2 separate regions of the Homo sapiens genome follow, and region 1 is linked to region 2. The links are chromatin contacts, found by Hi-C or POLR2A ChIA-PET in ENCODE. All regions are on one chromosome and are shown on one strand. The core of a region is the stretch at or near the end of the contact, and the rest is flanking DNA. Distances in the headings are between cores, read along the strand shown.

Region 1 (2,910 bases), core at 251-2,750, 58 kb before region 2:
CAAGGGTCAATTATTGAATTAATTGATAAAAACCTAAGAGCTTGGAGGTCCCATTTTTCCTTTCGGGAAGAGGTTTCATTCATATATGCAAAAATCTGTAAGAAGCAAAGGGGAAAAATGATGTTAGTTTTACATCGTAGCAGTAGACAGGCTTAGACCCTATGTTATGTCTTGAGATTTAAAAGCAAAACCATGTTTTGTCTGTGGTAGTGGTGGGGAACGAAAGGTGGGGGTTGGGAATCTTACCTTTCTTCCTTATGTAAACTGTAACATAATGAATGTATTTTTTCCCCTTGAACTCAATGAAAGCATGTTTTCTGTGGAATGCAATTAACATTAACACCATGCACAATGTCTTGGTGTCATTGGGAGTGGAGAGAAATAAACTTTTCTTGTCATCTAGAATAGAATCTTTTAACAATATAAATAATAATGATAATATTAGTAGCTCCAGTGTATCAATAACCTAATATATGTGTCATGAATTGTTCTGGGTACTAACCCCGCTTTATCTCTACTCCTTATAGAAACTCTGAAACTTAGAGATTGTCTCTTTTTAACAGATAGGGAAGTGAACTTCAGGAAAACTAATAACATGTTACATTTACTTCCAAATACTAAATCTAATGATCACAATTCAGCGAGACAGGGTCTGCAATGGAACACCCTGAGTGGGAGTATGAGTTCTGGCCATTGGACTGGGTTTGAATCCTACCTCTGTATATAGTTTGAGATCAATGGCAAGATATTAATAATGAACCTTTGTGCCTCAGTTTTGACATCTTTAAAATGGGTGATAATAATAACATACCCACTTCATAGAGTTGCTGAAAGGATGATAGGAAGTGATATGTGTAAGCTACTTAGATCAGTGCTCACATCCTAAGTGCTCCACAGTGTTCATTGTTATTATATCCATTTTACAAATGCAGACACTGGGGTATAGAAAATTAGATAATTTGCTCAAGTACCCAGAGCTGGTTAGTGGCCAAATCAGGATGCAAATTCCAACTCTCCTGATGCCAGTGCAGTGCTCACTGTGTGCTACGTGCAGGCCTGTATTAGAGCAAAGGCCTCAGAACAATGTCCTGAACACTGGAAAGCTGACACATCTTTACATATGGACCAAACTGCTCTACCAGCCCTCAAACGATTTCTTAGTTATTTAGGGAGCAACATAAATGTTTGGGCAGGTTGGAAGGAATGGAATAATGCATCTTGATAAAGATCACACTTCTACAAAATTCACAGAAAAGAGGAAAACAAAGGTAGATCACACCTAGTCATTTAAAACCAGTGCTTTATAAGGCTCCAGGGTCTTTCTTACCAATGGCTTTAGACACCTAGCCCCTCTTTTCTTCACTCGCCTTCTGCAGAAGAAGGAGCAGCTTGTTTCCCTTCTCTGAGTACTTACTCTGCAGGCATCTGGCAACTGGATATACAAAGCAAATTGCAGAGAGCGCAAAGGGTAGTCATCTTCAGTTTGCTTATGTTGGGACAAGAGCAGGAAGGTTTGGCAGCCATAGGTGTTTATGCCGGAGAATCTTGGCATAGGGAATGGAGAAAAGATTTGGCAGATGAGTAAGGAAAAAGAAGAATTGATGGTGGGTTTCCCAGAGAGTAGAGGAAAGCTAGGTGAGGAGGTGCAATGGAGCAATAGCTTTCTTGTCAGTTAAACTATTTTGGATGAAAACTACACAGGCTGGTGTGTTAAAAGAGTGATTTGGAGGTAAGAAATTCAGGATAATGATGCACATAGGTCTACAGATTAAAACACATATTAGTGATTACATATGCACACACACGTGTGCACATGATGCATAACTGAGCACTCCTGTAGAAAGGGCCTGCAGCTGAGTTGATGATCTAGTTTAACCAGAGAACATATTCACACTGAATTGGCCAGCCAAGAAGTGCAGAAAAGGCATAGCCTCTGGTGTTGCAGCTTCACACATTAAGATGAGTCAGGTTTTCAGGGGAGAATAACCCACATCAGAGTTCCTGAATGTCTTTAGAGCGTGACAGAATAATGAGAAGTGAAAATTGGTTGTAGAGGATGAAGCAATTCTGTACTGTTTCCTTTCCTTTATCATCTACTATGCTGGGTAATTTTGAGAATTGCTTAAAATTTGCACTTTGGAGGTGACCAATATTTTGTAGAAGACGGCTTTTTTTTTGAGATGGAGTCTCACTCTGTCGCCCAGGATAGAGTGCAGTGGCGTGATCTCCACTCACTGCAACCTCTGCCTCCTGCGTTCAAGTGATTCTCCTGCTGCAGCCTCCTGAGTAGCTGGGATTACAGGCACCCGCCACCACGCCTGGCTAATTTTTGTATTTTTAGTAGAGATGGGGTTTCACCATGTTGGACAGGCTGGTCTTGAACTCCTGACCTCAAGTGATCTGCCTGCCTTGGCCTCCCGAAGTGCTGGGATTACAGGTGTGAGCCACTGCGCCCAGCCAGTTCCTTCTTTTATACTTGGAGAAGAGACATACTTCAGTGACCCTCGAAATTCTTGATGTAAGTTTTGTCTTCTACCTCCCCATTTTTTTCTTTTGGTTCTTGTCTTTTGCCTAGATTACTATATTTTTGATCTTATGGATACTGGGATTTTAAAAAATTGTGGTAAAATAAATATAACATAAAATTTACCATTTTGCCATTTTCAGCTATACATTAAATACATTTACATTGTGGGGCAATCATATTGTTTATATTTTCACTTTTCTGCATATTATGCTTTGACATCTTAAATTCTTCTTGGCTGGGAGAGAATGCCCCTCCGGGGCTAGCTAATTTGTAGAGATAGCAAAGAGTTAGGCTGGGAGCATGTCTTTGATATACAGACTAACCTATCCAGGGCCAGAACTCTTCTATCAAGGAAATATTTATTCCTCTGCTTTTATCATTCC
Region 2 (2,782 bases), core at 4-2,503:
GAGAGGAGGGAGTTCTGCCACATGGAGAGGGTTTTGCTGGGCTAGGGAGACACCGCCGGGCTCAGCCTTTCCCTTCCTTTCTCTAACTTTCCCTCATTTCGCTCCGCAAACTGAGTTATATCTCGGGGCTGTGGAAGGAATCCAATTTGGGGAACTCAGCAGCAAACCTTCCTGGCCCAGGGCGCAGCTCGCCTGGCGCCGCGTCCATCCCGATCCGCTCCACCCTTCCCGCCCCGCATCCGCGGCCGGACAGTCTCAGTGCCCTGCTGCCTCGGGGCCCGGGGACTCACAATTACGGGCAGAGAACACATAGTGAAGAGCACGGTCATCAGCGCCAGCAGCAGGAGGTGATCCAGCTCCTCCAGGGGCTGAGGGGACGCTTCCCTCCCGTCCGCGCGCGGCTCGGCACAGTCCCTGGTGCAGGAGCGCGGGTGCCGCTGCAGCCGCCGGTGCATCGCATAGAGGTTGCGCATGGCGCCGAGGTTGCACAGCACGGTGGCGAGGACCAGCAGCGCCATGAGGCTGGAGTAGAGCACAGAGTACCCCAGCACCGACAGCGAGCCCTCCTCGTGGACCATCTGGATAAAGCACCAGGTGCCGGGGCAGTACTGCACGAACTTCCCGAAGCCCATGAAAGGTAGCGCGCAGAAAGCCAGGGAGAAGGCGCTCACCACCGGGGCCACCAGTGCGCCCAGGCGCAGGGTGATGTGCCGTCGGTAGAAGAAAGGGTGCCCTAGGGAGAGCCAGCACTCCAGTGCCATGGCCAGGAGTTGCAGTGTCGAGGAGAGCCCAAAGAAGGACATGAAGAAGGCGAAGGCTTGGCACAACGAGTTGTCCAATGCGGGCGCAAGCACCCGCAGACTCCGGTTCTGAGCGTAGGCAGCCAGCACCACCGGGCTTAGGAGGCACTTGCCCAGCAAGTCGGTGACCGTCAGGCCACACACCAGCATGTAGAAGACCGAGGGCAGCGGGCGCAGTGGACGCCGCGAGCACCACCCCAGCCCCGAGCGCGCCAGCAGCCCCAGGGCCAGCAGGTTGCCCAGGAGGCCGGTGCTGAAGAGCACCCCGCCCATCACCGCCGAGTTGCCTTTTTCCACAGAGGTGGTGTTCTGGCAGCGGTAGAACGGCGACTTCATGGCGTGCGGGAGCAGAGGGCTGGAGTGAAGGCTGCGGAAGGGCGAGGGCCCCGGCGCCCGGGTGCTAAGGAGCCCCCGGCAGCTCCGCGCGCGGCTCGGGCGGAGAAGCTGCGCCACAGAAAAAGCTCCGAGGGCGGCGGGGTGTTCCCCACGGCAGGAACCTCCTATCTAAACTCGCGGGTCACACCCCTCTTTGAGAGGCGGGACGCTCTGCAGGGTGAGCGCCTGGCGCTGGCATTGAAGAGCGCGGAGCAGGCCAGTGAAGAGCTCGGCCCTGACGCGCTGCGTTCTCAGTAGAGACAGACTCTGGTGCCGAGTCGGAACGGCAGGAGGAAAATAGCCAGAATTCCAAGCACCCAACACCAGTCCTTCTAGCGAGGCAAGAGAAGAACTACTAAAGTGGAGGGGAAATTAAGCAGCAGCCACCTGAGAGGAGGGCAATGGTGCTGGTGTTTGAACTGGGGTGGCCAAGAACTCGAAAGATGAGCGAAGAGGGGAGGCTGAGAAAGGGCTTCTACCTAGTTGTCTTGAATTAGCTAGTCAAGGAAAGGTAAAGATAACTCACGTCTGGAAAGCCCCTGAGCCTTAGCTCCTCTTCTCTACTAGATCAGCGCAATTTGGGGCATTCACGGTCATCTCCATTGCATAGGCGAGGAAACTGAGGCCTTGGAAAGTTAAGTGATCTGCCCGTGGTGACAGAGCTACAGAAGTAGCAGAGCCGGACCTCTCACCCGATCTTCTATTTTGGAGTTCATCTGTCCTGTTCCCATGACTCCTCCTCCCAAGAAGTTGTCCAGATTTCAGGGAAGTGGTTTGTGGGAAAGCCAAGAGCCGGTGTTGGTCCTGGGTGCCATGAATCACATTGACTGTAGAGAGCTGGGGGGAAGGGCATGGTTAGCAGCACTGTTGCTGTCATCAGATAGGCCTGGGTTTGAGTCCAGGTTCTGCTCCTCACTGTGTGTGTGACCTTATGGGACTTGCTTAGCCTCTCAAGCAGTAACATCTATCTGGCCTGCTTGGCTCTTCTGAGGCATAGAAATAACACGTAAAGAGCAAGTACATAGAAAGTGCTCAATTCATGCAATCACCATGATTCTTATTTGATAGAAGGGTGTTTTGGTAGCTGATGTTTAACTGCAGTTTTTAGCATGGATTTTGAAATCAGAAAATGGTAGATTTGGCATAGAGCTTTCTCACTCCTCTGATTTGTGGCTACTAGAAAAAATTTATTCCTGTTTGGGCTTTGACTTGGCTGCATCATAAAGGCAAGGGAGTTAATTGTGATAAGCGTGATTTTATATCTTTAACTAGCATTCGATGCCCTGTGAGAGAAATTGGCTTTGAGTGTGGAATCTCAGTGGGATGACTAAGGTTTTGTTATGTAAGTGAGTAGATGATGCCTGGGCTTGAAACGGCTCATTTTTAGGCCTCATGCCAGTTCTGATGGACAGACTCAGGGAAAGAGCAAGACCCTTGGGATTTAGATGTGAAAGCCTGAAGGGTAGACAGAGAGGCTGCCTCCAGACTGAAAGTCTGGCCAGTAATTCAGGCCACAGGGTGGAAAAGAAGAATCTAAGCTTGGAATTAGATAGTTCTGAACTCCACCACTGGCTGTGTGACCCTGGGTTAGTTGTTCAACCTAATGG

The links. Hi-C counts contacts between places; a loop is a spot of excess contacts on that map. ChIA-PET counts read pairs that join two places held with the same protein, here RNA polymerase II (POLR2A). Pooled maps may share reads with other maps.
Region 1: a loop to region 2 is called in a map of natural killer cell, with 2.5 times the contacts of the local background. The contact joins the enhancer-like site here to the promoter of PTGDR in region 2. A Hi-C loop is called at or near these places in 1 of 168 maps with a recorded cell type or tissue (natural killer cell) and 1 of 50 pooled maps. POLR2A ChIA-PET finds 5 or more read pairs at or near these places in 2 of 52 experiments (AG04450 and activated CD4-positive, alpha-beta memory T cell).

What each region holds. Positions count from the first base shown.
Region 1 is chr14:52,324,406-52,327,315 of GRCh38, reverse strand. PTGER2 (prostaglandin E receptor 2) reads right to left here. Exons shown (of 2, transcript NM_000956.4): 2 at 1-95. Among named protein-coding and RNA genes, the nearest start is that of PTGER2, 12 kb to the right of the region's middle. RefSeq lists enhancers at 1,784-1,933, 2,074-2,123, 2,144-2,193. Within about 2 kb of position 1,500, at least 3 of the 41 ENCODE cell types and tissues checked have a DNase peak (open chromatin) inside an H3K27ac peak, as active enhancers do.
Region 2 is chr14:52,266,169-52,268,950 of GRCh38, reverse strand. It overlaps PTGDR (prostaglandin D2 receptor), which reads right to left and starts at 1,253. Exons shown (of 2, transcript NM_000953.3): 1 at 291-1,253. The coding sequence starts at 1,136.